Linked DNA regions of Homo sapiens: all the other regions are linked to region 6. Evidence: chromatin loops called from intact Hi-C (ENCODE). Cell type or tissue: heart right ventricle. All regions are shown on one strand. Links, peaks and the distances in the headings refer to the core of each region. The heading gives the core; the rest is flanking DNA.

What was found. Peaks named below come from ENCODE experiments on the same cell type or tissue, not always from the same donor. Only the 100,000 strongest peaks of a DNase experiment are listed, where the experiment ranks them.
Region 1: a loop joins it to region 6, with 2.7 times the contacts of the local background. A loop is called at or near these places in 19 of 110 quality-filtered maps.
Region 2: a loop joins it to region 6, with 4 times the contacts of the local background. A loop is called at or near these places in 18 of 110 quality-filtered maps.
Region 3: a loop joins it to region 6, with 3 times the contacts of the local background. A loop is called at or near these places in 2 of 110 quality-filtered maps.
Region 4: it touches region 6 in a loop (12-fold over the local background); 64 of 110 quality-filtered maps call a loop at or near these places.
Region 5: a loop joins it to region 6, with 23 times the contacts of the local background. A loop is called at or near these places in 66 of 110 quality-filtered maps.

What each region holds. Positions count from the first base shown.
Region 1 is chr13:102,086,617-102,091,642 of GRCh38, reverse strand. It overlaps a transcript of FGF14 not described here. Among named protein-coding and RNA genes, the nearest start is that of MIR4705, 43 kb to the right of the region's middle. In heart right ventricle, for the core only: a CTCF peak has its summit at 2,345 (motif pointing left); no DNase peak of the experiment used is centred there; H3K27ac peaks cover 2,290 bases.
Region 2 is chr13:102,138,992-102,144,017 of GRCh38, reverse strand. It overlaps a transcript of FGF14 not described here. Among named protein-coding and RNA genes, the nearest start is that of MIR4705, 96 kb to the right of the region's middle. In heart right ventricle, for the core only: CTCF peaks have their summits at 1,989 and 2,189 (motif pointing left); no DNase peak of the experiment used is centred there; H3K27ac peaks cover 411 bases.
Region 3 is chr13:102,292,032-102,297,057 of GRCh38, reverse strand. FGF14-IT1 (FGF14 intronic transcript 1) reads left to right here. Exons shown (of 4, transcript NR_036486.1): 4 at 3,018-4,738. The region is part of intron 1 of LOC107984615 (a long non-coding RNA gene); the gene reads right to left. It also overlaps a transcript of FGF14 not described here. Among named protein-coding and RNA genes, the nearest start is that of FGF14-AS1, 73 kb to the left of the region's middle. In heart right ventricle, for the core only: no CTCF peak of the experiment used is centred there; no DNase peak of the experiment used is centred there; H3K27ac peaks cover 2,519 bases.
Region 4 is chr13:102,455,326-102,460,351 of GRCh38, reverse strand. No RefSeq gene overlaps it. Among named protein-coding and RNA genes, the nearest start is that of FGF14-AS2, 63 kb to the right of the region's middle. In heart right ventricle, for the core only: CTCF peaks have their summits at 2,648 and 2,847 (motif pointing right); a DNase peak (open chromatin) is centred at 2,831.
Region 5 is chr13:102,553,844-102,558,869 of GRCh38, reverse strand. No RefSeq gene overlaps it. Among named protein-coding and RNA genes, the nearest start is that of TPP2, 41 kb to the left of the region's middle. In heart right ventricle, for the core only: a CTCF peak has its summit at 2,735 (motif pointing right); no DNase peak of the experiment used is centred there.
Region 6 is chr13:101,939,742-101,944,767 of GRCh38, reverse strand. It overlaps a transcript of FGF14 not described here. Among named protein-coding and RNA genes, the nearest start is that of FGF14, 25 kb to the right of the region's middle. In heart right ventricle, for the core only: CTCF peaks have their summits at 1,748 and 2,546; a DNase peak (open chromatin) is centred at 2,542; H3K27ac peaks cover 410 bases.

The DNA.
Region 1 (5,026 bases), core at 578-4,577, 150 kb before region 6:
GCTAGTATCTCTGAGCTCAGAGGAAAGACTCATGAAGCTGGAATCCAGACCTCTGAGGAGGACCAATGGCCGGCTGGTATTTGAGGGAAGAAGGAGACAATTAACCTGGTTCTCCAAGTGTTGAACAAAATTGCAAACTGTATTCAGCTGCTGCCACAAGGAGGCTCTGCTGTTGGTGGGGGGTGACTGAAGCATCGTAGAGTGATGCTCACAAGATCCACAAGCAGCCAAGGAGCTCCCCTAGAGGGACACAGGAAGGGGCAAGTTTCTTCCACCTCATCCAGCTTTGAAGTCTCTGGTGCTCCTAGTGGCAGATCCTAACAGAGAGAATCTTGGCAAGCAGAATGTAGTTTGCAGGGTCTCAGCCCCAGCAGCATAAAGCAGAGCATAGAAGTGCAAGTTTAGAACCGAGAGACAAAGAGTAAATAACTGGCACATTTGGCTATTGTTTTACACTTCCTAAATCCAGAGTTACCCATTATAACCACATCATCTGGTATAATTGTACCTAAGCATTTGCATATTATACTATTAGTACTCTATTTGTATGTGTTAATCTCTTACTATTGTCTTTTATGTCACTATTAACATATTACATTGATTTAAGATTATTCTTAGAGGGAGTTAGCAATTTCATTTTGGAATAGCAAAAGAGACATTAACAAATATTTATTATAAAAATGAGTTTCAAATATGATAGAACTGAGAGCCACTAAGTTGATTCAGACAGTATAATATATACTTAGACTTTAGACTACTGGCTCCTAGCCGACTCAATGGCAATGCCATCTGATCTCAGCTTCAAGGCTTGTAAACACAAAGGATCTCATCGCTGTTAGATTCTGACTTCATTGAGGAAGGCATCTCGCCGTTGGCATACACTGATCTTTTTTTGGAATGGACAGGCATTAATGGAAATGTGAATCTCAGCAGTCATTCTGGCTGTCCTCAGCTTCGTAGCCCTACTTCTGAAAGCGAAAAAGGCACGCAGAGGACGTGGCCTACTTGACCACTGCCATCTGTGCCCTTTCAGTGGCACAACTCTGAGTGACCATTACAGTCAGAGCCTGGGCTTTTAGTGAAAATTAAACTTAAACACAATGGTTACCAGTGGTCGAGCTTCTACAGCAGTAAACTACTCTGATAAAGGTTGTAAACACAACATTTCCAGGTAGTAATATCATCTTCATTTTATAGATATGGCGATTGACTGCAGAGACCTGGAACTTACCTAAGACACAGCTAGTGAGAGAACTCACTCTGCCTCTTTTCTATAACCTAAAAGCCATTTCCACTCTGCCTTCGAATAGTAGCACAGGAGACAAAGTCATTAATTTTAGGAGATTATTTTTGCAAGTAGTACAATTATGTGACAAATTAATTGCCATCGATTACTTGAAAAATTCAATAAGCCTGTAATAGAAATGGCTGACACATATTATAGTCTCAGTAAATATACGTTGTATATATTCAATGAGTATGTGTCCACAACAAATTTTTGTTGCAATGATAATTTTCAAATTGGTCCATTTTGATTTTGACCTTTTTATCTAGGTAGTTTTTCTAAAAAGCCATTTTGCACATATAAAGCTAATCATCTAACACTAGAAGACAATTATTCAACAGGGTCTGTTGCCATTTAAGCTTCAGATATGGCAAATGGAATTTCACAACACAAGAATAACAAAGACAAGGCCTGACAATGACAGTTGTTCCCAGAGAGTTTCTAAGTATAAACCTTGGACACAAAATAAAGAGTACTTTCATAGCTACACAGTGCAGAAAAGAACTGCTTGTAAGAGAAAACTAATTAAAATGATCTGCAGAAATTATATGATTGATAAACCACTTGTCTCAGCCACTCAGGAAATCAGACATCAAAACCATGATTCTTTTCAATTTCTATGTCTTGTAAGTTTTGATGAAACAGAATTGTGCTCAAAAAGTCAATATCATGAGGCACATTTGATTCATAGCCCCCTTACGTACATTGTGTAATGGTTGACAGAACTTTCATAACTGAATGCTAAATAATGTAAACTTCCTTGAAAGTAAAACTTAGGAAAAATGTGGAACGTTTAGGCAGTAATATCAACTAAAAGTGCAATCTTATGCCAGCTGTTAAAATTAGCTAACTGCTAAAAATACTAGCATCAGTTTCCAAAACATGATTTTATCCAGGTATATTAGTGCTTCTTATAGTCACACTGCAGGGCATGAATGGAAGCCCATCTTACTGAAAAGATACTTGTTACATTGGAGCTTTGCTTCCCTCTGTTTGAAATATCAGATATTGGGTTGAATACCTGCCAGTGCCCTCTTCTGGATAGAATGTAATACATTTCTAGACATTTTCTACCCTTTTTACATAGGAGCTAAACAATTTCTCCTTGACCTCAGAGAATGGAAACAATTGGTAACAGAACACAGTCTGGCTGTGTTGTGATCATAAAATATACGCTAGACTCAAATGAATGCAAACAAATATTTAAAATAGATTACCTTGGTTCTTAGTTTTCCCTACACTCTGGAACATTCCAGTGGGAAATTAAGATTGTATTCTGAATTCTGTATCTATGATGGCAGAAAACTGGGTTTTAGAAGTATTTTCAACAGGTAAAGTTGAACCAGAAAGGATTTGACTTTCCTTTTACAGAAGCACAATCTTTGAAATCTTGACAGCTTGGCTCCAAATTCTGGTTAGGTGTTTTAGTTTCCTAAGCTACAATATGTGGATCAAGAATGTACCTACTTTATACGGTAACTTTCAGGATTAGATGAAGAACTTTATGTATAATGTACTCATCTTTGTATCTGACCTACGGCAAGCATTTTCTATAATATTTGCTATGATATGAGTTTGTATGACACAAACATGTGTCTCTTTTAATTTAATATAAAGTACCCAAATTTGAAAAATTATTAGATTAGATATATATGTCTAAATGTTAGATTATAGAATTTTAAATCTATATATTTTTCCAGTTTAATACATATTTGTATATTTCAATTGTATATGTCAAATACCTTATGGATTGACTTTGATTTCTCAGTTAGAAAATATTGCAGTGAAGTATCTTTTACCATAAAGCTTGAAAATGTGGTATTTTTGACCTAAATATTACTCCATATCTTGATGAATAAAATAACACTGCATTTGGTGTACTTAATTACATTAAATTTCTAAGTTATGCAAATGGTACATTGTAACATGAACTTTTAAAAAATACATGTTACATGTGATGTGTGCCACACTTTAAGATTCATTTTCATTAATATAAAATAAGTAATTCTCTCTGCTTAGCACAGTTACCATTTTTATTACTTTTCCCAACTTGGCAGTGATTGTTTTTAAAGTGGCCTTCATTAAACTACAGCATTTCTAAAGTGACAAAATTTCAGGAGCAACTTAGTCTCTGACTGATTGCAGGTTGACAGTTGAGTACCTATGTCTCAATTGTGTATCATAGAGAAACGAACCCGAACAGGAAACTAACCCACTTACTAAAAAGTATGATTTTGGCACTTAACCTTTCTGGTTGTAGTTCCTGTTACATAAGATAATAATTTCAAATTCATAAGATAGATATGAATATTAAATGACAGAACTGATGCAAAGTTAAGTAACCACCATAAGTCATTCTCAAAATTATTTTTACATACATATAGAGAAGTAGAAAAGCCATGAGCTTTACAATCAGGCAAACATCTGCATACATATCATCTTCTATACTTATTTCTGGAATTTTCATTTCCTAACTGTAAGATGGTTGTTGTATTAAATGAGTTGAAATGTAAAAAGTGTATTATCTGACACAGAGAAGGCACAGAGTTGGTAAAGCTAATTTAGACAACATCTAATACTATTTTTGCATGTCACCTGCTTTGTGCTAGGCTCTGTGTTAAGAATTACAGTCTGGGCTGGGCGCGGTGGCTCACGCCTGTAATCCCAGCACTTTGGGAGGCCGAGGTGGATAGATCACGAGGTCAGGAGATCGAGACCATCCTGGCTAACACAGTGAAATCCCGACTCTACTAAAAATACAAAAAAAAAAAAAAAAAAAAAAGCCAGGCATGGTGGCAGGTGCCTGTAGTCCCAGCTACTAGGGAGGCTGAGGCAGGAGAATGACGGGAACCAGAGAGGCAGAGCTTGCAATGAGCCGAGATCACGCCACTACACTCCAGCCTGGGTGACAGAGCAAGAATCTGTCTCAAAAAAAAAAAAAAAAAAAAAAGAAATTACAGTCTATTTTTTACTATTTCTGGGCAAGGTACACATGAGGAATCTTGCCCCAGGTCCCATTGCTAGGAAACCCTTAAATTGTAGCAGCTCTTCTCTTTTCTTCCTTCCCTGATGCTTCACTGACTTGACTTCAGTCTGCCTGCTACTTCAGGTTGCATAGATCTTCACACTTTAGGGATCATCAAAGTATATAATTTTGCGAATTACACAAAGACCTTTCCTAACCCCAGTCCCATCAACTTATATCAGTCCTGTGACCTATTTCCCAAACCAGCTAATCTAATGAACTACATTATGGCAGGATTATTTTTGGATCTCTGTGTTCCTCTGACAAATGACAAATTTACGTCCTAATGACTGGTTTCTTGACCTCAAATGCTACAAGCCAGGCTCATAGAGGAGCTTCCAGGTAATACAGAAAGATCAGCTGAGCAGTTTGTGGGGAATGCTGTGATTCCCAATTCACTCCACATCATCAGACTGCCTCCTGTGTCAATCGCCTTTACTCACTCTACGTAATCCTGGAAAGTTTTAAAAGCCTAATGCACAGTTCTATGTGTGCCAGCCCATCTTCAAAGAAGTTATGATTGTACATATTGAAATTCCATCACACATTAAGAAAAATGAACATCTTTCCCCTTCTAAATTGGGTAGATTATTTGGGCCTGAAATACAGAATATGAGGAAAGAAAAAACTAATTCTTTGTCTACTGTATAGCGGTTCTAGCATAGGTGATCTTCAGATTCTGAGATTAAAAACATCGGGTTTTTTGTTGTTTCATA
Region 2 (5,026 bases), core at 602-4,601, 200 kb before region 6:
ATATGCGTGCTGTGTCATATTTTGGCTTTAAAATTTGAGGGCATTTCTCATGATAATCTGGACCACTTCTACTTTGTAGGAAACTGTATAATAATATTGGTAACTTAGAGGACCTAAGTGATTCTATGGAATCTGTAAACTCAAATGCTCAAGGTGTGACAGCCAAGAGAGAGGAGGTACAAACATCCCCCAGGCTCTGGAAGATCCACTCCACCAAAAGGAAGCAACGGTTTTAATTTGTGTATTTCTTTATATATGTATTTTAGATAGAGGTCTGAAACATAGTGTCTTCGGGGTTAAATTAATTTTGAAGTCAATTTGACTCTATCAAGTCAGTAGAAACATGGGTTAAAGCTTGAATAACTGATTCTCAAATCCAGAAATTACTGGGCAGATATAAACTTCCTTTGATTTCTACTCAATAGGTCAATTTCTTAGACTATTAATGCACAAGACGAAAAACAAGTGTGTATTTTTTTCCCCTCAGGGAGAATGAATTGGCAATATTTTAGTAGAGGGTCATAATTAGTTTCAAAATGTTCACCATACCCCTCAGTTTTACTCTTGAAGGCTTTGTTGGTGTTAATTAGGAAGTTTTATATGTACTAATACATATTTGCATTTAATATATTACATAAGCACATAGCATGCATAAACACACACACATTTTTTTTTAAATCTGAGTAGAAGGGTTAATAGTTATTTTGCCACCTGGAAGCAGTTTGTGGCCCACCTAACCCCCCATACTTGTGAAAACCATTAATAATCAAGAAATTCTAGAGGACAAAGCATTTGAAAGTATTTTGTAGAGGAAACTCTACCCTCTGGCTCAGATTGAGACGTGCTGTTTCTTAAAAAGGATTCTTATTGCTACATGCATGACCATCACTGGGAGGATAAGTGGGTATCTGTGTCATAATTGCCATTTTCTGTGGATTCAGCCATGTATGGGGATAAACCATGGTGGAATCTCAAGTTGGCATCAGGAGGAAAATGACAAAACCTGAAGCAGGAAAGGAAACAGGATTGGACTAGAGCAAAATGTTTATAGAAGGTGCAGAAGGTGTGTAGATTTTAGTAGAGCATTTTTTAAAAAGAGAATAAAAGCGTATGTTGTTTTTAAAGGAAACATTGGAAGGGACTAAGCTGAGTGATTGAATGAACATCTATTAACTCCTTGTTTATAACATTCAAAATTTGTGTTTTAGAGAAATTTTAATAAAGTGAAGACAAGCTACATTTTGATACATTCTTGATGCTACTGTGAATTAGTGATGGGAAACATCAAGGTGTGAAAGGTATGGAAGCTACCAACTCATCACTTTTATCCAATTTGCGACAGCATTTTCACTTTCCTCATCATGCCATTCACCTTGCTACCCTTTCTACCTTAGAGGCATCTCAGCAAGCTTTGAACTTTGTTTTGGCTTTATTTCCAATACAATCATTGGCTCTCACAAGGCCCTTTTCCAGCAAAATAATAATAACCCTGAAAACAAATCAAGGAAGTTATCAAAACCTAGTCATAGTTATTAGTACTTGTCAGACATCCAGGGTGACAAGATTAGGGACTGTTTGCTTATTCTGGAGAAGTTGGGTTTTTTCCTTTTCCATTTTTTTTTTTAAGGAGTAAAACAGCTGTTGCAGATGGAGGTATTCTGCGAGCATGACTCAAGCACAGTATTGTGTGAAAATGCAACCAAATCATATCCTATTTTTACCACAGTGCTACATTTGTTAAGAAAAGATGCAATATATATCTAATATTTGCAAGATTTGGGATCAGTTTTGTGAACTGTATTGTGCTTGATGATTTAGGAGAAAATCACTCCAAAGATTGTAAGTGTGGTGTAGACAAATATGAATACTTTTGCTAATTTGTGGCATTTTGCCATGTTGCTGTAGCAGTATTTTTATGTGCTAGTCTATTTCTTGGTAGCCATTTAATTTTTATTATTTGTGTCTAAAATCTTATGAACCATTGATATTTCTTATTTCCCTCATGCATGTGTACTTTATTTTTGAGAGAAAGAGGGAAGAGAACAAAATGGTACACGGTGAAGTATGAGTATGTTTTGATTTTTCTTCTCAGATTTAAAGAAAACATGCATATCTACATATCTTAACTCAGTCACCGTTCCAAAATATGGAATTTTGTCATTTTCAAAACCTTTTCCCAGAAAACAGCCTTATTTGTGCCCTCTAGTGGTAGATGCATAAATTTATGCAGTAAGTCAGAGAAAGCTGCCTCTTTTTTTCTTTCGGTACATTATGATTCAGCATCCAAATAACTAAATAGTGTTAACTCATACCTATACTTAAAGAAAAATCCTATGTAATTGAGCTTAATATGTTTTCCAAATGCATCACAATTATGTATTGGAGAAATAACCCTAGCAGTTATCTAGCTAGAGAAACTTCTGAAATTACAATAGTATAACTCCTCATGATTTTCAGGTTCCTTTTGTCCAGCAAAATGCTGTTATTCTTTGAGAAAAAGTAAGTACATTTTCCACAAATGCATTTTCTCGTCTTGAAATCTGTTTTAAAAACTCTTCTAAATTGCTGCATTCGTTCATAAACTGTTTCTTGTTTTTGTACTGATAAGTATCACTAGAAAGCTACATGAAAGAGAAAACTGTCTTGTTTAACGTAGCAGTAACTGACCCTCATAGAAAAGGCCCAGATAGAAATGGCTCTTGAACTCATGGCTCCACTGAACATCTACTGGGTGTACAACCAGTTCTGTTTCGTGTCTCTGAAACAGTCACTGCCTTCATTCAACACGTCCATTTTCCTGGGTGACCAAAGTTGATTGGGCCAGGAATAGACTCCCTGTCCAAACCAAGCCAACTAGAATCCTCCCCTGGGATTTCTGAAACTAGTGCTGATAAAGAGAGTAGGTCTATTTCTAGTAGAGGAAGCCCTACAATATATTTTCTGAAAAACTATTGGTAGCCATGTTTACTGTCAAATGTTGGTGGTGAGTTAAGAATGGGAAAGAAAATTTTGGTGGCATTAATGCCTCTGGTTTCTGTTGTGAGGATGCAGCTGTCTGCTCTTCCTATAACCCCACTTTTCTTTTTTTGGTCATTTAATTCATCCTTGGATTTGGTAACACAATACATTCTTAGTATGCTTAGGTTAATTTGGGTTTGAGTTTAGTTTCTATCACTTTTTGCCGAAGTAATACGACAATACAACAAGGCATGTTGTCAGTTTCTATTCTTGAATTTTCTCATAACCCAGTTTATAGATTGAGTACTGGGGGCAGAGTTTCTGCTAAAGGGTCAGGGAGTCTCCTCAAAAAATTGTGACCTCTTTCATATTCATCTTGAGGTTTTATTAAGTTCAGGTTCTGCTACTTTATCCCTATTTAGAGGTATCAGCTGTCTTTCTTTAAATACCTTGGATTTTCCTATTTTCTCACTCCCCTTATCAGCATAGGTAATGATAAATCACATGCACACTGGACTTCCTTCATAGCAGTCTGTTACCTTTTACAGGTAGTTTTCAGCCTTTTATCTCTAAAATAATGGAATGATACACTTTGTTTCTTTTTGAAGTAAAAGTTGGGGAGAAAAATATGAAAATCCCTGGGTGGCTTAGGCACACATTTCTTTTGCATCTGAAATGATCCAACATCAAACATTGTGCCTAGTACACAGAAAGCACTGAGTCTGTTTTGGTTAAATATAATAGCAAAATTAGTTAACATTATTGAGTATCTGCTATATACCAGATACTGTATTGGGTAGTCATTTTATTTATGTCTAGTACAAGTTTTAACTTTTACAACTTTTTTGAACAACTTTTCAAAGACCCCATTATTATCCCCATTATAAATGAGCACAGATGGAGGGCTTGCCCAAGGCCACACAACTAATAAGATTCTCCAAATCTTACTACTCTGTCACCATTTTCCACCAAAGCACCAAACACGGATGACTTACTGCTGTAAGGGGGGGGGGGGGTCTTGAAGAGTTTGACCTAAAGCTGCCACCATAAACTTGATGTTACACGAAGGCTTGTACGTAATGACATTTATGTGATATTTTCAATCCACTGTGTTTCATGCAAAACAATTACATGACAATGAAAATATCTGGTATATCAGGCACCCCTGGAAGGCATGCCGTTCCTGCCCTGGCTTGGTTTGTAGCAGGCTGGCAGGGGAGGGGTTGAGTGGGTGAATTTGTTCCCATAGCTCTCCAGCCTGCAGCATCAAGCTGCTGAAAGCTGCTGAAAGCTTCTTGGGATAGAAACATCTTGGTCTTTCCTCGTTTCTTCACATAACTGACTACTCTTTGATTTTCTCACTCCTCTGCCCAGTGCCCTCTGATTCTAGGAATTAAGAGCCTATTCTAAGTCCCTCTCCTTCCATCCTTAACTAGCATTATCTCTTCCATGCCATCCCCCCCTCCACAGCAGTCATCCGTGGAGCATTGCTCATAGGACATATGAGGCGATGAATGGGGACACATTCTTTGGATTAATAATAATATTATCATTAGCTAATCTCTTTTGCTAAGCATTTTACATATTTTATCATTAATCATTATACTAATCCTGCAAGATATATGTTATTTTCCATTTCTCTATTTTTTTTTTCTTTCTTGAGATAGGGTCTCACTCTACCACCCAGGCTGGAGTGCAGTAGCATGATTTTGCCTCACTGTAACCTCTGCCTCCTGGGTTCGAGTGATTTTTGTGCCTCAGCCTCCCGATTAACTGGGATTACAGGCACGTGCTACCACGCCTGGCTAGTGGTATTTTCTATTTCATAGATGAGAAAACTGAGACTCAGATGAGTTATGAGCTTTCAAACTCTTCCGAGCTCCAATGTGGAAGACCCAAGATTCACACTCAGATCTGTTGATCACAGGGATTATACTATCTTGACAAGGGCAACCATCTCTGCCTTCAAAAAAGACCACAGGGATGTTGGAATACATTGTTTACATGGAACTTGTAGCAAGACCATCAAAGGGAATTTTACATATTAGGCAATACAAACCACTTTTGC
Region 3 (5,026 bases), core at 352-4,351, 350 kb before region 6:
TCTGAGCTAGCATAGTCATGTTATTCCACTGTAAAATTACTTTTTTTGTTGTTGTTGTTGTTGATTAAATGATTCTAGTAGGTAGATCATGGGTAAGATAACTTCTGCTATATTTGTGTGATTTTTATGCTGGGGTGATTTACTACACTAAAATGGAAACATGTAAATTATTTCAGCTATGTTATCTCCATGATAGAATGCAATAGTTTGGCCTCTTTATGAGGATTTCATGAATAGCTGAAAGGAGTGCACTTAATTTTGTCTTAGCACTGCTGCTGAATTCTAGTTTCCCTGGGTTGTTTCACATTTCTTGAGCTTTAGCATCTAACTGAAGTAAAGACAGTCTCCAAAGCTGCTTTTCTGGGGGAAGTGGTTTGGAAGGAGAAATGGAGAACTATGGATGCACAATTGTGCTTCTATAGTTGTGTGATTTAGGTCTTCAAGCTCAAGACTAAATATGCCATTCTTTGGTTCAGTTTTAGTTGAATCTGTGGTTAGCATTTTGATGACATTTTAATTTTTCTTATTACTCTTAAGTGCACTTAGCAAAAATTTAGTTGCTAATTGCCTTGCAGTACATCAGGGATTATCAAGGCCAATGAAGTGTCCATAAGTCCATTGCCCTATTCTGCAGACCACCCCAAAAATGCAAAGTGATTCCAATACGGTGTGCAGAGGGGTTTTGTGCACCAAGCTGCAAACCACGATAACTCAAAATCTTATACTTTTCAGAAGAAGTTGCAGAAATCCTAAGAAACAATTTTTTAATGAAGAGCCAGACTCCTACACTATGTCAATCTATTGGAAAACATTTTAATATAGAACACAAAGAGATCTCTAGAACTCAGAGACCATCTGTTTTCTTTGTGGGCCTGGGAGACATGATGAGAAATGTCACACCAACTTCATTTTACCTAAATATCTGAAGGGGATGCAAAACTTTTAATTGTAGAGTTGAAATATACAAATAACAATGGTTTTCTAACCTTCCAAAAGGAACAGAAACAGTGGTCCTGACAATGCAAACTCAGTTCTACATAACCAACATTAAGGAGCAACACGACTGAGGTCAATTCTTCTGTTTTTTTTCTTCTATAGTTCAAAGGGACTTTATTTTTCAACTCCATTTTGGATGGATAGGGAACTCAGGAATCTATTTTCGCAATCTCTGCATCATCTGGATGGCCTCAGTGTGAACTTGACCCAGAGCTGCTGAATGGTGTAAATATTTTACTGCCCATTCAGACATTATTTTATCGTTTCTGTCATTTTCTTGGTCGCTGCCCATTGCGGAGGTATTTGCTTCTGCTAATATGGTTGTATGAAGCAATGTGTTTTGGGTAAAAGCAATGTGGTGCTGTGAAAAAACCTTTGGAGAGAAAATCCTAAGACTTGGACTTTATGTTTCTCTCTGGTACTTCTAATTCTGTAATCTCAGGCAAGATCCTAGCCTTTGATTTTCAGTGCCCTGAGGGAGAATGAGGGAATAATTATGCCTGCTTCGCCGACCTTTAGAAAGTTGGTTTTAGGATCCATTGTGTAATAATTGTGCAAAGGTATCACAAACCACACAGTGCAAAGGTATCACAAACCACACAGTACCGTACAAGTCAAAGGACAAGAAAAAAACTTAAGGCTGCTAAGGGGCAAGGAAAAGTCTAGAGTAACTAGGAATCCTCTTTGCCTACACCACGAACCATTAGATATCACAGTGCATGGTGGAGTGATGATCTTTACTGTTCAGAAGATGTTGATGAGAGGGACAGAGACGAAAGTGAATTTGTAGATACGGTTGAGAACATCTCCATGCCCCGAGCTTAGATAAAAATGCGCTCCAGTGGCACCAGAATCGATAAGAAGTATAACTAACTGAGGAACAAATGCCTGGTGATAATCATAATGATGAAGAACCTCCTGTAGAAGTTGGACAACATGATTTTTATGGTTCTTTCTGGTTTTAAACTCCTATGGGTGGCCAACTTAAAATAATCATACCAACTACTTAAAGTAAAGTAATCCACAAACTGATGGGAGAAAAACAAATCAAAGTAGGTATTTTAAAATATTTTGAATAATAGCATTCACAATGAAATCACTTCAATTTTCAAGTTGAGAACATTAACACAGAGCTTACTCTGTGCCAGACATTGTTCTAAGTGCTATTGTAACTCATTTAGTCCTCACGGTAACCTCAGGAGGTAGATCAGGAAACTGAGGCACTGAGAGAGCCGTCTTTTGATAGAGGTCACACAGATGGTTCTGAGGGAGCCAGAACTTGGACAATGGCAGTCTAACTATATAGACTAGGGAAAAGTGAAACTAGAAAAATTTCACTAATATTATCAGAAGGAAACAGCTATTTTGACCACTGGAGAAATAGTGGAAATAAGAAAGGAGGGGAGGGCAAACAGAAATTGACAATCTAGTTCCCAGCAACCACTCAAATATTCAAACACAAGTGACAGAGTTCAAGCCAAGTGGATGCCACGGGGTTAAAAGAATGCCCCTGGAGTTAATATTTAGAATGTGTTTATTTTTAGAGATAACATGAAATAAATTCCCTGCTGATATTAAATAAATTTTTAAATAAAGCAGTCCTAGTAGTTTTCCTAATCATTCAGGATGTGTTTGTTTTTTTTTTTTGGACCAAACAGTCTTCTAGAAAAAAGCAGTGGAAGATGAAGATTAAGCAATGGAGAAAAGGCCTGTTATTTTAAGAAAATTAGTTGTTAAAAAGTCAGTGGAAGATGAAGATTAAGCAATGGAGAAAAGGCCTGTTATTTTAAGAAAATTAGTTGTTAAAAAGTCATAGAAAAGACATTTTATTTGAATAAATATGTTTTCCCATTGACTTGAGTACTTTAGTTGTAGCAGATCATTCATAGATTTATGCCATAAGATTTTGACTAGAGAAGCCTCTTGTATTATGATTGCATAACAACTGCTATGTTTCATTTGTTAATTTTTGCTTGGTATTTGTGGATGTTAAGTGTTTGTTCATTTTTTTCATATTTCAGATTTCAGGTTTCTACTTCTACATCTCCAGCCCTGAATACTCATGGAATATCGCTGTACCTATGACAGGTTGCATGATTTTTCCCCCTCTGTGCACTCAATTTGTGTATTATTGTATCATATGACATTCTGAATCAAGTGCTGCTAGTACCAAGCTGCTATCATCAGCTGATGCCAAAAATATTCGTTATAACACTTCTCAGCATGCAAGTGAGAGCACTTCAAATCACACAGACAGAATTTCCAGCCATTGTTCTTTTCTTCTTTGCTTATTATACAGCAACAAGAATCAAAACAAAAGGGGATTTATTAGAAAATAATGCTTCAGTAAAATGTTATAAAACATGAGGTTTATTGTTTGTGAAGATAGAGTGAAATTCAGTACCACATTATAGATACCACCTCAGAGGCCTATTTTCCCCTTCTTTTCTCTTTTCTCAAATGTTTTTCAAGTGGCATCTTTTTTTCAGTCTTTGATTACATTAAGGTGCAAACTATTTATCCATCTGGAAATAAGCAATACTGTCAACAGAGAACCAGGAAATGAAAAGTGCAGCCGGCCATATGCCTTCTCTACGGCCTCTTTATGTTACTGTGCTGATCAGGACAAATGCAGTACCTATGGTAGCAATAGGGAGAGTGAAAATATGTATTCTCCAAGGGAAGACAATTAAAAGACAAATTCCATCAGGAAGATTTGTCATTTTTTGAGAGTGCTGATCCTGCATCTATCAGCAAATTTCACATAAATTAATTCATTTTACAGAGTGAATGCTGAAACTTGGAAGCCAACTGACAAGATGCCAGGGATGGCATGGCAAGGAAGAGAGAGCCTTCATGGCAATTTTGAATACCTGATCTCTTGCTTTCATCATCTTGTCTAGGGGAAGAAACACGGAGCCTGGTAGTTGGGAGGTGAGAGGCAGGAATGGATACCAGAGATGGACAGACAGTGGGGTGGTGAGAAGGGAGCTGCAATTTGCTAATCCTTGTAGTACTACCTGTCAATCATCTTGCTTTCCTTAATCATCGATCCTGGAGAGACTTTGAGGAAAGGGCTGGTGGAGTTGCGCAGATGTGATCTTCATTTCAGCCTTATGAATACATACCAAGGTCTCTTTAAATCTGTGGTTCCTGCACAAAGTGCTGTGACTTCAGGCTAATAGAGAGGTCCAGATGTCACATGTGCCAATTAGAAAGAAATGAGGACCATGGCTATGGCCCACTGTGTTCAGAAGACACGCCCAAGCCACCCATTGTCATTCATTGTGTCTAATACTTGACCTGTCCTGCTGTTTATTATGTGGGGTGGCTCCATATTTTAAAAACTGTATTCATAAAAAGATATTTCTCATCCTGCTGAGTCTCAGGCCCATTGTTGTAGGTGAGGTGGTTTCTTTTGTTTGATATATAACGTTTTGCTGACTTTCGACTTGGGAATTGCAAAGGCTTACCCAAAACCCTGAAGGAAAAGCTAAGAATTCATACTTATTAAGCACTTGGTAGGTGTCTGACACTGTAGTAGATATATGCGAGAGCCCAGAACAAGCTGATGTCCATGTACATATCTTTAAAAAATATAATGATCTAGTCTTATCTGTGGAAACTGCTTCAGATACTGATCTTACTCTTTCCTGTTACATCAGAAATTCTGGAAGGTAATATCCTGAAAGATTTATCCTCAAGAATAACAATACATTAAAATCTTCTGCTTTGAAAATGCTTTGAAATTGTCAGTTTTTTTTTTTTTTTTTTTTTTTTTTTGCTATAGAGTATAAGGTAGGAAATATTTGGCAGGTAAAATGAGACATCCTCTCAACTCTGTCAGTTTTTGTCAATTTCTGGGATGATGAAAGATATGAGAACTAGAAGGCTGGTTTAGTACTGACTCCTGGTTTATGTTAAATAATGAAATGCAAGCCAGAAAAACAAATTGGCGGGGGCTCCGGCCAGCCAGCCATTCTGCAAGCGCTTGGGATTGGGCAAAGTGAGAGTCCAGGTCACAGACAAG
Region 4 (5,026 bases), core at 584-4,583, 520 kb before region 6:
AGTCATTGATTTAAAGAAGTTAAAATATGTATTTGATGTAAACTGAACTGAGTTTTTCAGTTTAATAATGTCATTTTACCTCTTTCTTAATCTCTAGGTGGAAATATTTATTTGAGGACACTGAAATCTGGCATTAAAAAGTAAAAAATCAAATGTTTTTACCATAACATTAAGAAAGCATTTTTATTTTATTTTTGGTTTAAGAAGAAAGGGAGTTTATCTAGGGATAGTTCACAGTTCTTGGGGTTTCTGAGAATTTCACAAGAGCATAATGGAGGTGGTGTGCGTCTGTCCCATAAAGACCCCAGCTTCTGCCGCTTAGTGTGAGTGCTCAGGATCACTACCCCTACGATGGCTGCTGAGTGTGGGGTCCACTGCCACCCTTCCCTGGAGTGCACCTTGTCAGACCCTCCTCCAAATTCTCCAAACCGGCCATCTTGAGCAGGTGTGTCTGATTGGAGGAGCCTGTGCCCCGTGCCTGTTGTAGCTGCGATGGAGGTGGGGAAAGTGAGATTCCAGCTTCTGCTCTGGGGACCCGTAGCTCATAAAACAGAGTTGCCCAAACATGGGAGAGGCTTCAGAGCCTTCTTCCATACCCATGCAAGCGCCTTCTCCTCCACGTTTCTGTATTTCCTGTGCAGAGCCTTGCTTGCCCTCTGGTGTCCCACAGTATTCTGCATGGACCTCCGCCACATTATTCATCAAGCTAATGGTCAAGAGGTCTGCAACAGTCTGCGAACTCCAGCTATTCATGTTTGGATCCTCATTCCATAGCATCGTGCCTGGCACAAAGAAGATATTTAGGAAGTGTTCGCAGTGAACAAAAAAGTGAATTAACTGCAGTAGATTAATTTTCCTAAAGTAACTGCTTGCCTCACTGCCAGCTTACCATCAAAAATTCTAGGGGACATCAAATAGGTGCTTGGAGAGAGGGGCACGTATGTTCGTCTAGAGCTGCAAAAGGGTTACTTTGGGGACAGAAGAAGAAAGTTCTGAGGAAGTTGGATCATGTTTTATTATTACTACTATTTTAATAAATACTCATATTTAGCTATTACCAACATAACAGCTTACTTGCCACGGAAGGGGATGAGTCTTAGCCCTCTCAGATTTGGCATCATTCAGGGTCCTCAGTGAATAAAATTCAAGGGAAGAAATAGAACTTTGCAAGTTTCAGACCCAGGGTGGCATCCCCTAGTACCTGGCCAAGAACAACTAGAATGTGGCTGAGAAGTTGAAAGGCTGTGTCCTCCCTCGCCTTCCCTCCTTCTTTCACAGACCCAACCTCTTTCTCTGTACATTTATCTAAAGTGTGGGAACATAAGAAAGAGAAGATGAAGCCCCAATTTCACAGAACAGTAGCCGAAATTACACAGAAAAGCCATAAAGCAGTGCTTCTATTTCGTTTCATTTTTAAAAGTCATTTACTTTATGACTATAAAATCTGAAGCTGTTTCTCCCCCCAAATTAGAATCCCATGAACTAGAGAGATAAGTTACTAAGATTTTTTATTTTTTTATTTTTCTGAGACATCGTCTTGTTCTGTCACCCAGTCTGGAGTGCAGTGGCATGTTCTCGTTTGACTGCAACCTCCGCCTCCCTGGTTCAAGTGATTCTGCAACCTCAGCCTCCTGAGTAGTTGGGACTACAGGGGTGCATCACCATGCCTGGCTAATTTTTGTATTTTTATTAGAGACGGCGTTTCACCATGTTGGCCAGGCTAGTCCCAAACTCCTGACCTCAGGTGATCTGCCTGCTGTGGCCTCCCAAAGTGCTGGGATTACAGCAGGTGTGAGCCACTGCACCCAGCGGAGTTATTAAGATTTTCATATCTCCTTTAAGCAACTATTTCAATGCCCTTTGAATTCCATATATAAGGCATATATTTGGATATGAATACTATATGAATATATGTAAATATGATCCTGGTTAAATTACACATGATGTGAGGCTTGATGTGCTGCCTTTTTTACTTAATATTCTGTCAATGCTTTCTAATGTCATTGAAATGTGCTGAAGGCTTTATTTTTAATGCCTGCATAGTATTTCTCAATATGAATTCATCATATTTATTTATTTCCCTTTCATGTAATTTATTCCAAATTTGTCATTGTTATAAACATTCAGGGATTAAGCCAGTTGTAACCTTGGCTGTAAACTTTTATGCTGACAGCCAAATCAACAATTCAACATATCATGAGAAGAGGAGAAAGGATGTGAAATTTCTCACTGTGGTAACACTTGATGACTGTAATTATGACATTGATCCTATATCTCACCTCCATTGGTAGATATAGAAACTGAGGCTCATATTGTTAAGAGAACATGCCCTAAGTTACACAATTAATCAGTGGAAGAAGTGAGATTTAAACCCAAGTCTACCTCACGTCAAAATCCACACCTTTTCCTCTGTGGTGTATGTCCCTGTTCTGACTTAGGAAATTTCCCTCTGTAACTCCAGTGGGGCTACTAAGTGTAAACGGGTATTGTGAAGGAAGGTCCGTCTTAGAGCTGCAGCCAGTATGCCCTGTTCCACCAGGGGTACAAAACAGTTAAATCTCTATTATTCTCCAAATCAAAGGAATCGGGCCCTCCTCTTACAATCTTTGAAGATCTTTTTGTTTTCTTACCCCTGGAATTTTACTTCTATCAATTTTCACACCTGAAGCACACATACATGCGCGCACACCACACACACACACACACACACACACACACACACTCCACATGACAGGTCAAGAATCTCAGGCTATCCTAGATGACGTGTCAATCACCTCGCACAGAGGAAACCGGAAGTTTAAAGGTTGTCTGCAGTCCCTGTAGCCATTGCTGCCACATGGTGTCACTGTTGAAGCACAGGCAGACCAGCTGCCCCAGTACTCTCTCCTTTGTCCCCAGAGTTGGGCATGAGCCTCCCTACCTCCATGTCCCCTCTCTAAACGACATGGTGACCTGGAAATCGGATACAATCCCTGGCTGCCTCTGGCTCAGATACTTCTTTCCATGGGGCAGAGTCGCCATCATTCATTACACATATATACAAGACACACAGGTATGTGAGCTGCCTGTCTCAGGTGTGCAAACTTAGCCCACAGCCTCTTGGCTAGATCACATACCAGTGATCTAGGTTCAACGCCACCCATTGGTAATGTGGCTACTTGAATTAAGACAAGTAGTGGGGGTGACCTGCTAAAGATAGTGCTATCAGTTTCTTTCCTCCTTCAGCCAAAAAACGTTCTTTTTTGCTGTTGGGTATGTGGAGAGCTGGTTTACTCATCCATGTGGAATGATGGAGATTTTTCCCTTCCACCCCTTCTCAGACAGAGGATAAAAGCCCTTATGTTTTTAGGATCTAAGTCTTACTGTCTCTTAGAGAAGAGAAAAAAATTTCTTTATGTCTCAAAAGTCCAAGGTTTTGTCTTGGGCAAACGTGTAATTTTAGAGAGAAAAAGTTGGTGTTTCAGGGAATGAAACAAAAAGCAGTGAACTCTGTGATTATCCCCAAATTCCAGGAGAAAGGGCAAGGTGGGTGTGGATTTCGTTATGGGCAGGTGACATGCATGTTTTGGCACAGGAATCCCTAGCACTGTGCCTAGTGCTGTGGCTGGGGTGCCGGATGCAGGTACCATGTAGAAGAGGAGGTGGAGACACGAGCCATCAAAGAACCTGACTGGTCTGAGCCTGCAGCTGGTGACAGCCCTATTTTGTTGTGATTGGGAGGGCAGGTTGCAAAATCAGAGAAAGAAGGGCCACTAGCACCTGCGGGAGCTCAGCGACATCAAGACATTTCTCCTCTTAGGAGTGCACATTTGGAGGAAGCCACCTCTGGGACATGGAAGATATTCCTTTTCTTTGAATATCTAATGGGAAGTGGGAGAATCCCCAAGAGTTTAAAAATGGACTTTGTGTCAATCTGCCATTTGGATGCCAAGCCAGATGAAATTTAATGTGGAGACATTAAAGCAATGTGAAATTGCACCCCAGTGTTGAGTAATAGTCTATAGAATTACCCCTCATGCATACAACCACCTGTCCAGATTCAAGCCTCTACTATACTGATCAATTTTACCTACCTCTTGTCAGAATAGAAGAGACCCATCTCATCACTGACGTTCAGGATTCCATCTTGTCCAGCTGGCTCAGGGACTTCTCCGTCATCACCTTCTCTTTCTTCTGTGTCTTCAACCCTTTGCTTTGCCTTGATCTCTTTCCCATCAGCTTTTTAAATACACCCTAGTCTCTTCCATCTTAATAAGCTTTCATCATTTGCCAAATTATCTTTGCGTTAGGCCCTTGTTTGTAGCTAGAACACTGACCAAAGCCTTCAGGAGTGGTCCTGCTCTGTTGTCTGCCAGAATAACTGCTTATGACCTGAGCAACCAGTAGCAATATCAACAATAGAAATTTTGGGAGCATAATGGAATGCTAGAGCCCAAAGCTAATCTGCCTTTAAGACATAATCATGGCCATCCCTAGTATGCCTCAATTCACAGTTTGCTTTGGTTATCCCCATAAGTCCAAACCTCTGAGAACGTTTGCTACCACTTGAACTTCCATTTATGTTCCTCTCTGTAAATCCCTAATATGTCCCAATCCCACAACCTTCCCTGTCACCTCAAACCCCGTCACCGTGCCTTCTAGAATTCCTGCTCTGTGACTGGCCAAATCCTCTTTGTCTCAGCCAGCTCAAGTTGCTATAACAAACGATTGACTGGGTCTCTGAAACAGCAGACATTTATTTCTCACAAGTTCTGGAGTTTGAGAAGTCTGAGATGAAGTTGCTGGCAGATTTGGTCCCTGGCGAGGTCTCCCTTCCTGGCTTGCTGATGGTTGCTTTCTTGCTGTATCCTCACATGGTGGAGCGAGAGCAAGCTCCAGCCTCTTCCTCTTACATGGACACTAACACCATCATGAGGCTTCACCCTCATGATCCTATCTAAGCCCAATTACCTCCCAAAGGACTTACCTTCATATACTATCACATTGGGGATTAGGACTTCAACATATAAATTTAAAAAACATTATT
Region 5 (5,026 bases), core at 654-4,653, 610 kb before region 6:
ATTTAAAAAAACTATATTTTCAAACACAAAATGTGTGAGAAGAGTAGCATTGTTTTATACTCTTGTAAATATTTTTAAGACTAGAGTTCTGCAGCTACAGGCCAAGGACACCAAGGAATGCCGGCAACCACTAGGAGCTGGAAGAGGTAAGGAAAGGTTTTTATCTAGAGCCTTTGGAATGAATGTGGCCCTGCAGACACCTTGGTTTTAGACTCCTGGCCGCCAGAACTATGAGAGAATAATTGTGTTATTTTAAGCCACCAAGTTTCTGATAATTTGTTACTGCAGCTTCAGGAAGGCCTCTAACATATGGTGTTTTATTGGGATAAACTCTTATCCGTAATAGTATGCCTCTTTAAAAACAGGATCCTATTTTCAGAATTATATATATCTGTCGCCATCAAAGCTATATTTAGGAGGTATAATCTCATGACTCAAGTGATTTTCTTGATATGGATAACAAATCTCTCATAATGGTCTAATATTTAATCAAGCTTGAATGCACATTGTAAATTTTATATCTTCTATCTCTGCAAATATTTCAAGGTGGTAATGACATTTTTTCCAAATGAACTGTCAGGTTTTTGATCAGGTTTCATCTCACTTATTTGTAAAGTCTACTCATATTTCCTGCCGACATCAATCCCCTCCTTCCTAATGGCCTGTCGTTTTTCAGTGTCTGAACTATGCATTTTGGCACATCAATCAAACTTGCTTCTGCTTTGTATAACATAGTACAGGTTAGTCATGACTGGGTAATAATAGCTACCATTTATAAAGCACATAGTATTTATGTATGCTTAATATATGTCATTTGTAAATCCTTTAGCTATAGCAATATAGCTATCTGTATTTATTTATATATCCCTATTTATATATATATCTATATAAAAATATATATGATATAATATATCTCTCTATATAGGATATAGCTCCAGATATATAAATATATATTTCTGTATATTATAGATATATCTATAATCTGGACTTTACATATATAAATATATACCTATATATTTATATTATGTATTATATAAAGATATATCTATATATTTATATTATGTATTATATATAAATATATATCTATATATTTGTATTATATATTATATAAATATATATCTATAGTTATATATTATATTAAATATATAACTATAGATATATATTCTATAAATATATAACTATAGATATATATTCTATAATATAACTATAGATTTATATTATATATAATATAAATCTATAGATATATATTTATAGAATATATATCTATAGTTATATATTCTATAAATATATAACTATAGATATATATTCTATAATATAACTATAGATTATATATTATATATAATATATACCTATATTTATATTAATATTATATATTATATAAATATGTATCTATATATTTATATTATATATGATATATACATATATATCTATATTACATATATAAAATATATCTCTATAGATATATAAAAATATATTTACATTACATATATTATATATATTTATATTACATATATAAAATATATATCTATAGATAATATATGTATATTACATACATTATATATGTATAATACATATATAATATAAAATATATATCTATAAATACATAAATATATTTATATTACATATATACATGGTATCTATAGATATATAAATATATATTATATATTATAAATATAGATCTACATTTTATACTGTATCTGTATAAAATATATCTGTATTTTATAAATAAGGAAGCTGACATTCAGATAAGTTAACTGACAGCAAATATAGGGCAGAATCATAATTGAAATTTACTGTCTCTTTGACGTCAAAGTCGCAAGCCTTTCTACCAGGCTATTCTGCTTCCTCAGAAATTTCTGCAAGTCAGCAATTTGAAATCTGAACAGAGAAACCAAACCTCCCATATGTTTATTTAACCTACCTGTACAACAACATATGCAGCCATAGATAAATGTCCACATATGAATTCCAACTTAACTTATGTTGAAAATATTCTCCCCAGTTGGGGCAGCAGAGTTTGGGAACTTAAGCTCCCGATCTCTGGAAACCAAGTGAGTTCTTCTTGGCAGGATTTCTTGGTAGGATCTCTGATGAGGTAGGGGCTTAAGGTCTTGAAAGAGATCCCAAGGGTTTGGGGAGCAAACTGCTTTGGAGGGGCACTTCACCATCTTTGGCTGGATTAGACCCTGGGCTCCAGAGTCTCTTCCTTCTGCCTGCTACTTCACGGAGAGTTTTGAGGAGCAGTGATTTTGTTTGCAGGCTTTCATTTCCACTGCAATTAATAGTTGATTCCGACGGGGGGTTCTTTCCTCTGGCCTACTGCTGAGTAGAATAAAATCTACTCTTTTAAAATCTACAGCTTTTCCCAAATAATTGATATAGGCATGGAACTCTTTAAGCATGTTTAGTGATTTTTAACCATAAGCAGTTATGGGGAAATACAGGGCAGAAATAGGAAAAAAGTAAAAACTTCTAAGAAGTCTCCCTAAAGCAGCTGCCGTTGATGTTTATTGGATGCTCACTCTCTTATCTTTCCCTTGCTACAAATTCATCTCTACTCTTAGGAGCTCCAATCTTCTCCTCTTTTTCTTCTAGAATTTGGGGCTCAAGTCTCACTTTCTTCTAAAAAAAGCTCCAGCCCACGTCTTCTCTTCTCAATTGCCGTCTCCTAGCTCTTGAACCTCATCCTTTTTATTTTGGAGTTTTTTGATTAGCCTCTTGGGGGCAGCAATCTCTCAGTTCTGAGTGACATTTTCCTGGACAGATGATGTTAAACTTCAAGTGAATCAGCGGCAGCTAATTTGTTTTGTCTTGTCTAGTGGAGTTTGTTGTGATGTCACTGTTTTAATTCTATGCTTCAATCCACTAACTGAAATAGTAAACCTGTGAATCAAAGTCAGATGTCTTCGTAAATTAACAAAGAACGAATTTGCATGTTCAATGAAAGGAGCAGTTGATAAATTGGCTCACAGCTTAATTTAGCTCATTTTCATTTTTCTGAAAATCTATAGAGTAAAATTCAGTTTTTTCATGAAATCACCCAAATAATTGGATTGTTAACTGTCTTATGTGTTTATTTCTATACCAGACTGTAACCTCCATGAGGCCAAAGGGAATAAGTTATTTTTTCATTTGTTTTTTAACTAGCCCAATGCTCATGAATGCATAGGTAATTAGTAATGTGAAAGCTACTGGCTTGAATTTAGTTCTTGTTTGTTTGTTTGTTTGTTAGTTTTAGAAACAGGGTCTTGTTACGTTGCCCAGGCTGGTCTCGTACTCCTGGCCCCAAGCAGTCTTCCCGCCTCAACTTCCCAAAATGCTGGGATTACAGGCGTGAGCCACTGTGCCCTGCCTCAATTCTTTTAATGAATATTTAAGTGTCTCTTTCAGGGCAAGCATAATGCCAGATAATTGGGACGCGAAGATAAATAAGATATAATCCCTTTATTCTCAAAGACCTCACATGTCTTATTTATTTTTGTGCCCTAAATCTTTATGCATTGATTTGAATCAGTAATAAGGACACGTGATTCCAAATTAGAATGATAGCTTCTACTTATGTCTCCATCCAGCCCGCACTCCCAGTCCAATCAATCCCCATTTGGTATCATCTTCACTAATTCCCCGTGTATCATTTTAGGGTTTCTTTTTGCAGACAGAGTGTACGCTCACGTGTGCGTGCGCACACACACACACACATTTTCCTTTCTTGCTTGCTTTCTTTCTTTTTCCTTCCTTCCTTCCTTCTTTTTCTTTCTCTCTCTCTCTCTTTCTTTCTTCTTTCTCTTTCTTTCTTTCTTTTCTTTCTTTCTCTCTTTCTTTCTTTCTCAAAAGTTAACAGGTAAACCATCCCTGACCTTTTTTTTTTCACTTAATGTATTACAAAGATCTTTTAATATCTGTACACAGAAAGTATTCCTATTCTGTTTTTAATGGCTGCGTAATATTCCATTGTGTGAATGATTGTTTAACCCAAGATTTCTCACCCTCAGTTCTAGTGAGAATTAAGGCTAGATAATTTTTGTCGTGGAGGTTGTCCTGTGCAATATAGGATGCTTAGCAGGATCCCTGGCCTTTACCCACTAGATGCCGTAAGTTTCCCTCTCTCCAGTTGTGACAACCAAAAATAAATCACTCCTGGTTGAAAATCCCTGGTTTAAACAATCCTCTAATGAGGAACATTTTTGTTGCTATCAAATTTTTATCATCACAAGCTATGCAGTAATGAGTAATCTTGTAACATGTTATTTTGCACATGTGCAAGGATATTTGTAGAATAAATTACTAGCTATGGGATTTCTTGGTTAAAGTGAAAGTACATTTTTAATTTTGGAAACATTGCAAAATTTCCCCCATAGAGATTGTGTCATGTTGTATTCCCATCAACAACGTATGAGATGCAATCACCTTTCTATGTGATAACTGAAAACCTAAAGAAACATGTATGAATGATGTATGCCAAAAGGTCATTGCACCCCTTCTGGTAAAGAAATCTGTGTTTGCACTAAGGAAGGTTGAATGACATGCAAATTCCATATTTTTGTACAGGTATCCTTCTGCCTAGACTTACACTATCAACCTATTTAGTGAGAGGCCAATAACAATTTTGAGGCTTTGCCTTCCAGGGATGAATGGGGGGCTTTGTGACTGGCTTTGACCAAGAAGCTATAATTTCTAGGCTCATAGTCTTTAAACAGAATAAAAAGAAACCTGACTTCCTTCCATTTAGGTACCAAGTGGATGTGCAATAGATTCCCTGCAGAAGCTGAACTCTAAGCTCAGTAGGAAGGATGTTTCTCCCTACCTTCAACAAAAGTGAGCAGGCAGTACCTCCAGGATGTTCAAACAATTGATGTTTTCCGCCTGTAAACAGAAGGCCTGGAGCAAAGCTCAATATTTAATAAGGAATAAAAGGGTCTAAGGAAACTATGACTAGTTTCTTTCTTTTGGTGTTCTGACATTTCCATCTTATTGAGATCCAAGGCCTAAAATATAGCAATATGTAGTCAAAGGAGGAGGAGTACAT
Region 6 (5,026 bases), core at 589-4,588:
TTAGCATAATGTCCTCAAAGTTCATTCATGCTGTAGCATGAGTCAGAATTTCCTTTCTTTCTAGGGCTGAGTAATATTGATTTGCCTGTGTATACTACATTTTGTTTATCCATTCATCTTTTATGGACATTTGGGTTGCTCCCACGTTTTGGCTATTATGAATAATACTGCAATGAACATGGGTATAAATAGTGAGCTTTAATATTGTAATTAAGTTTTAATCTTTAATACGTATTTGATAGTCCAACTCAGGGATTGGCAAACTATGACCCTCAAGTCAGATCTAACCTGACATCTGTTTTAATAAATAAAGTTTTAGATAATAGAACACAATTGGATTTGGTTTGGGAAGGAAGGAATGTTGTTTGCAGAGAGTGGAGTTTGCATACAAGATTGACCAAAAGAAAAAAATAATATGTAAATACTTTGGAGGACAGAAATAATCACTTTTAGGGATGTGTTCTGTGACAAACATTACAATGATATAATCTTTGCATTACTTCATTTAATCCTGAGGAAGACCATAAAGTAGAAATTCCCTATCCATTCCTCTTTTCTAATAGATAAAGAAAACTGGGCTTGGAAAGTTTAAGTATTCATGCCTCTTTGGCCATAAAACTTCTGCTCTTTCTGCAGTATGGCACTGTCTTTGAAAATATGCAGACAACTTCACAGTCTAAAAGCATTTAATCCACCTCACAACCATAATTGTCTGCTGAAAGTGGTTTTGTTTTTTACCATGTTTTTTTTTTGTTTTTTTTTTTTTTTTGAGACGGAGTTTCACTCTTGCCCAGGCTGGAGTGCAATGGTGCTATCTCGGCTCACCACAACCCCGCCTCCTGGGTTCAAGTGATTCTCCTGCCTCAGCCTCCCCAGTACCTGGGATTACAGGCATGCGCCACCACACCTGGCTAATTTTGTGAATATATATATATATATATTTTTTTTTTTTTTTAAGTAGAGACAGGGATTCTCCATGTTGGTCAGGCTGGTCTCAAACTCCTGAACTCAGGTGATCCGCCTGTCTCGGCCTCCCAAAGTGCTGGGATTACAGGCGTGAGCCACTGCACCCAGCCTTTTGCCATTTTTAAGGGAGGAGATTGAGAGGCTTACGGAGTTTGTGCAAGTGTCTGAATGCATGCAGCGGGTAAGTGGCAGAGTCGGGGTTCAAACCCAGCTTCTCTTATTCTACAGCAGCTTTTCTCAACCCCTGCAACAATTGATGTTTAGACCTGGATAATACTTTGTTGTGAGGGGCTGTCTTGAGCCTTGTAGAATGTTTAGCAGCATCTCTGGCTTCTACCAACTAGATGTCAGTAACACCTCTTCCCCCTTGTGACAACAAAAACTGTCTTTAGATTTTGCCAAATTACCCCTGGGGGTGGCAATCACTTGGAGTTGAGAACCACTGGTTTATATCCATGTCTTTCGACCATGCCTCTCTGGTTTTCTACTCTGAAGCAATTCACAATCTAGTAGATGGTAGCAGACACACGGTTAAGTCTAAAACAGGAGAGTATTATACTGAGAGTCAGTATGGAACCCGGAAGAGTGAACCTAGTAGTTTCAAGAGTATAGGCTTTCCAGCTAGACTGCCTAGTTACAAGATTCAGATCCTACATTTACTAGTTGTTATCCATGGACTAGTTATTAGCATTCTGTACTTCAGTTTCCTCATCTCTAAAATGGGATTAATACTAATACTTGCTTGACACAAAGTAAACACCATGGCTATGGGAAGCTGAGGCCCCCTGCTGTGCAGGGCAGAAAGTGGGGATTAAGAGGGGTTCTATTTTGAGCCCACTGCCTGGTTTTCATTAGCTCTGCCGATTGATTTCCATAATGCCAACCCTGAGGGCTGAAGCCTATGCTTCTGGCCTCATTAAGGAAGGAAGAGCTGTTTTATATAGTTATTTTCTGGCTAGAGATTAAACAATTAACACCTTACCTGATTATACAAGTGAAGCAAAGGCTTTTAGCTCTAGTCTATCCTGAGAGAGTCATAGAAACACAGACACCAGTGTAGGAGTTCTTGGCCATTTTCTAGTTTAGCTACTTCTTTTACAGACAGGAGATGACTAAGATCAGAGTAAAATGATAATCTGCCCAGAATTGCAGAACTAGTTCCTAGGAAGCCAGAACTGATGCGGACCACTGCTTTTTAGCTCAGTTTGTTTCTTTCACTGATTGTCAGTGTTTTCTCAGAGAGATATAATTTGCAGATGCATAAGATACACTGGAGAATGATGATGATTGGACATTCTGCAGCTAATAGATCTGTTCCATAAATTAAAAAGACAAAATCAAATGAGTACTAAATTTTTAACTGTGAAAAATTATTTCTTAATAATATTTTCATGTTCAAGAATAACACTAGTATTTTTTTTCTAGAATTTATTTTGTTGTTTTTCCAGAATAGTTGCCTATGTTACAGGCTTCTGCTCTGTCTAAGGGAATAAGGAGAAGGCATTTCCTGAGACACTAAACAGGCTTTTCTCTAGTTACTCGATGGTGATAACTAGAGTAACAGTGTCCACTGCTGGCAAATCAGATAATTGCACCACACTTTACACAGTTGCTGTATGTGAGGAATAACATTTTACTTTCACCAGGATGTATTCTCAGGTAAGGGTTTTAAGGCATGCAATGTGAAAAGATGCCATTATTATTTAAGAGAAAAATATTAGTTTTATATTAGCCCAATAGTCAATTAATGATTGATCAGCAATCAATTTGCCTCTCTAAACCTAAGAAAACAACATAGTAACAATTCCTATTAAGATAGTTGAGGTTTAAAATATTAAGAGAGTAAAACATATAGTTTTACAAACTAAGGTTTGTACTTAATGCTACCCAATAAGCAAAAGAAATGATTACCATGATGCAACTAAGTTTTGTCATCATTTAAAACAATTACTCGCCAAAAATTTACCTGGGTTTATTCTTTTCAGGACATTCATCATAGGTGTGGAAGAGGAAAGTAGAAGACTATGGGAATGGGAATTCTTCCTTAATTTATTTGAAATACTTAAGGACATTTCAATTTGTTAAACCTTTGAAGCACATTTTGTAATCTAAGAATTTAATTTATTTAACTAGACAGTTGGACAAAAGCCTAACTAGAAATGGCCTCTTTTGCAAGATTTCTGTGTGCTTTAGAAAAGATTCCTGGGTTCAATGCCAAAAACAGGCAGCAGAGGGCCCAGGAAATGGAACTCTCAGGAGTCTTGCTGCAACTCAGGACAGTTTGTTACTCTCCTTTTAAAATTTCTCCTTGAAATTTGTACTTGTAAATGGTGAAAGATGTATTTTTCTTTTTGCTATAGGAAGAAAAAGTCACTAGAATACATGGATAAAGTGGTCTTATCGTGTTATTATAACTTATGGAAATCCACAAATAGCAATTCTAGTTATAGAAATATAGCTTGGCCAGTTAAGAGCTAGTGTGGAATCTTGCTGTTTACTTGCTTTGAGATTGGGTAACTACAGCTGTAGCTGGGAGCATACACTACACATGAAGGCTGTGCATATCGATGATGATTGTTAAATTTTGTGAAAAGGTGTTGACTCCATCTCTGCTCACTGTGTCCTTGCTTTGTGATGAATCCCATTTTTTGAGATTTGGAGCTGTAAGGTCCTAGACATCAGGACTGAGTAGTTTGAAAACATAAATCGCTCCGCAATGTTGCTCTTTTCAGCTCATGTGTTTATTCTTCTGTGACCCTTCAGGTTTTCACTTGACCTGCAGGATCAAGACTTGTTTTTTTTTCTAAGTCTTAGAGATGTCCCCAAAAGACTCTATCTGTTCTTAACTTACTTTGTTTTCATTTTCTGTCTTCTAGATCTTTCCACATGCAAATTTTATTTTGCATATGAAAAATTTGCTTATGAATGAAAAATATTTTTTAAAAAATTCTTTCAATATTTGTTGAATTTTACTGTGCTGGGAGCAGGGAATAGAGCAATGAACAAAACCTAAGGGACCCCTGATCTCATGGAATTTACACTGTAGAGGAGGAAGACTGATCATCAAATGTATAAAGACAAAAATCAAAATGAGATATGCTGACAAAAGACTTGAGCAGACAGAGAAAATAGGTGAGGTCTAAAGAGTGCAGGTGGTTACTGTGGATTGTCAGTTACTTTAGATTGGATGGGTAGGGAATGCCTTTCTGAGGAGGTGATATGGAGTAGAAACCTGAATGAAAGGACAGGGTCAACCCTATCAAGTAGTTCAAGTAGAAAAAAGCAATTTGTACAAAAGCCTCAAGGCGAGCACAAGCTTTTCATGTTTGAAGAATGGAAAGTAGGCCACCCTCTCTGCCTGTACTCTTTCCCATTCACCTTGGAAAGAACAGGTGTGCACAGGGGATATTTTTCTCATTCATCTCCCACTGGAGAATTAAGGCTCTATTGAATGCTTGAGCCTCCCTTCCTCTCCCTTGACCGCCACCTCTTGCATACTTCCAGAGGAAGAGGTGACCTCTTTTGGGAGACCTCCCGATCACCCTTTTAAAACACTGTTCTTCACTTTCTCCTGTATTCGACTTGTATTTGACAGCCTGCCTATTTCAGTGTGTGATCCTTGAGTTTCTCAGTAGCCAACCCAAGGCATGGATACAACTAGGGATTTACTGCTTAGAAGGACTTGAAGCCAGATCATTCAAGATAAGTCCTCTTTTGCAGGTCCAGAGAGGTGACTTGGCCAAGGCCATTTTGCCAGTTAAGGAGAAAAGAGAAGCAAAGGATTCTGCATCCCACCCAGAGCTCTCTGAATTACCTTGTTCTGTCTGTTGTAATATATCCGTCTGCAAAATTTTATTGTTTTCTCCAACTACTTTTTTTCCTTCTTCTCTTGTATATCATGGTTCTTTCACTTTTTGACCCTTTCATTCATGCTATTTCTTTCTAAAGCATGCCATTTCTTTGTCTCGTTTTTATTTAATATGAGGTGGTTTTTGACTTTAACTTTTTTCCAATAAACTAGATTAAATACAAAGAATGTCCATATTGAATCCTTCTGATA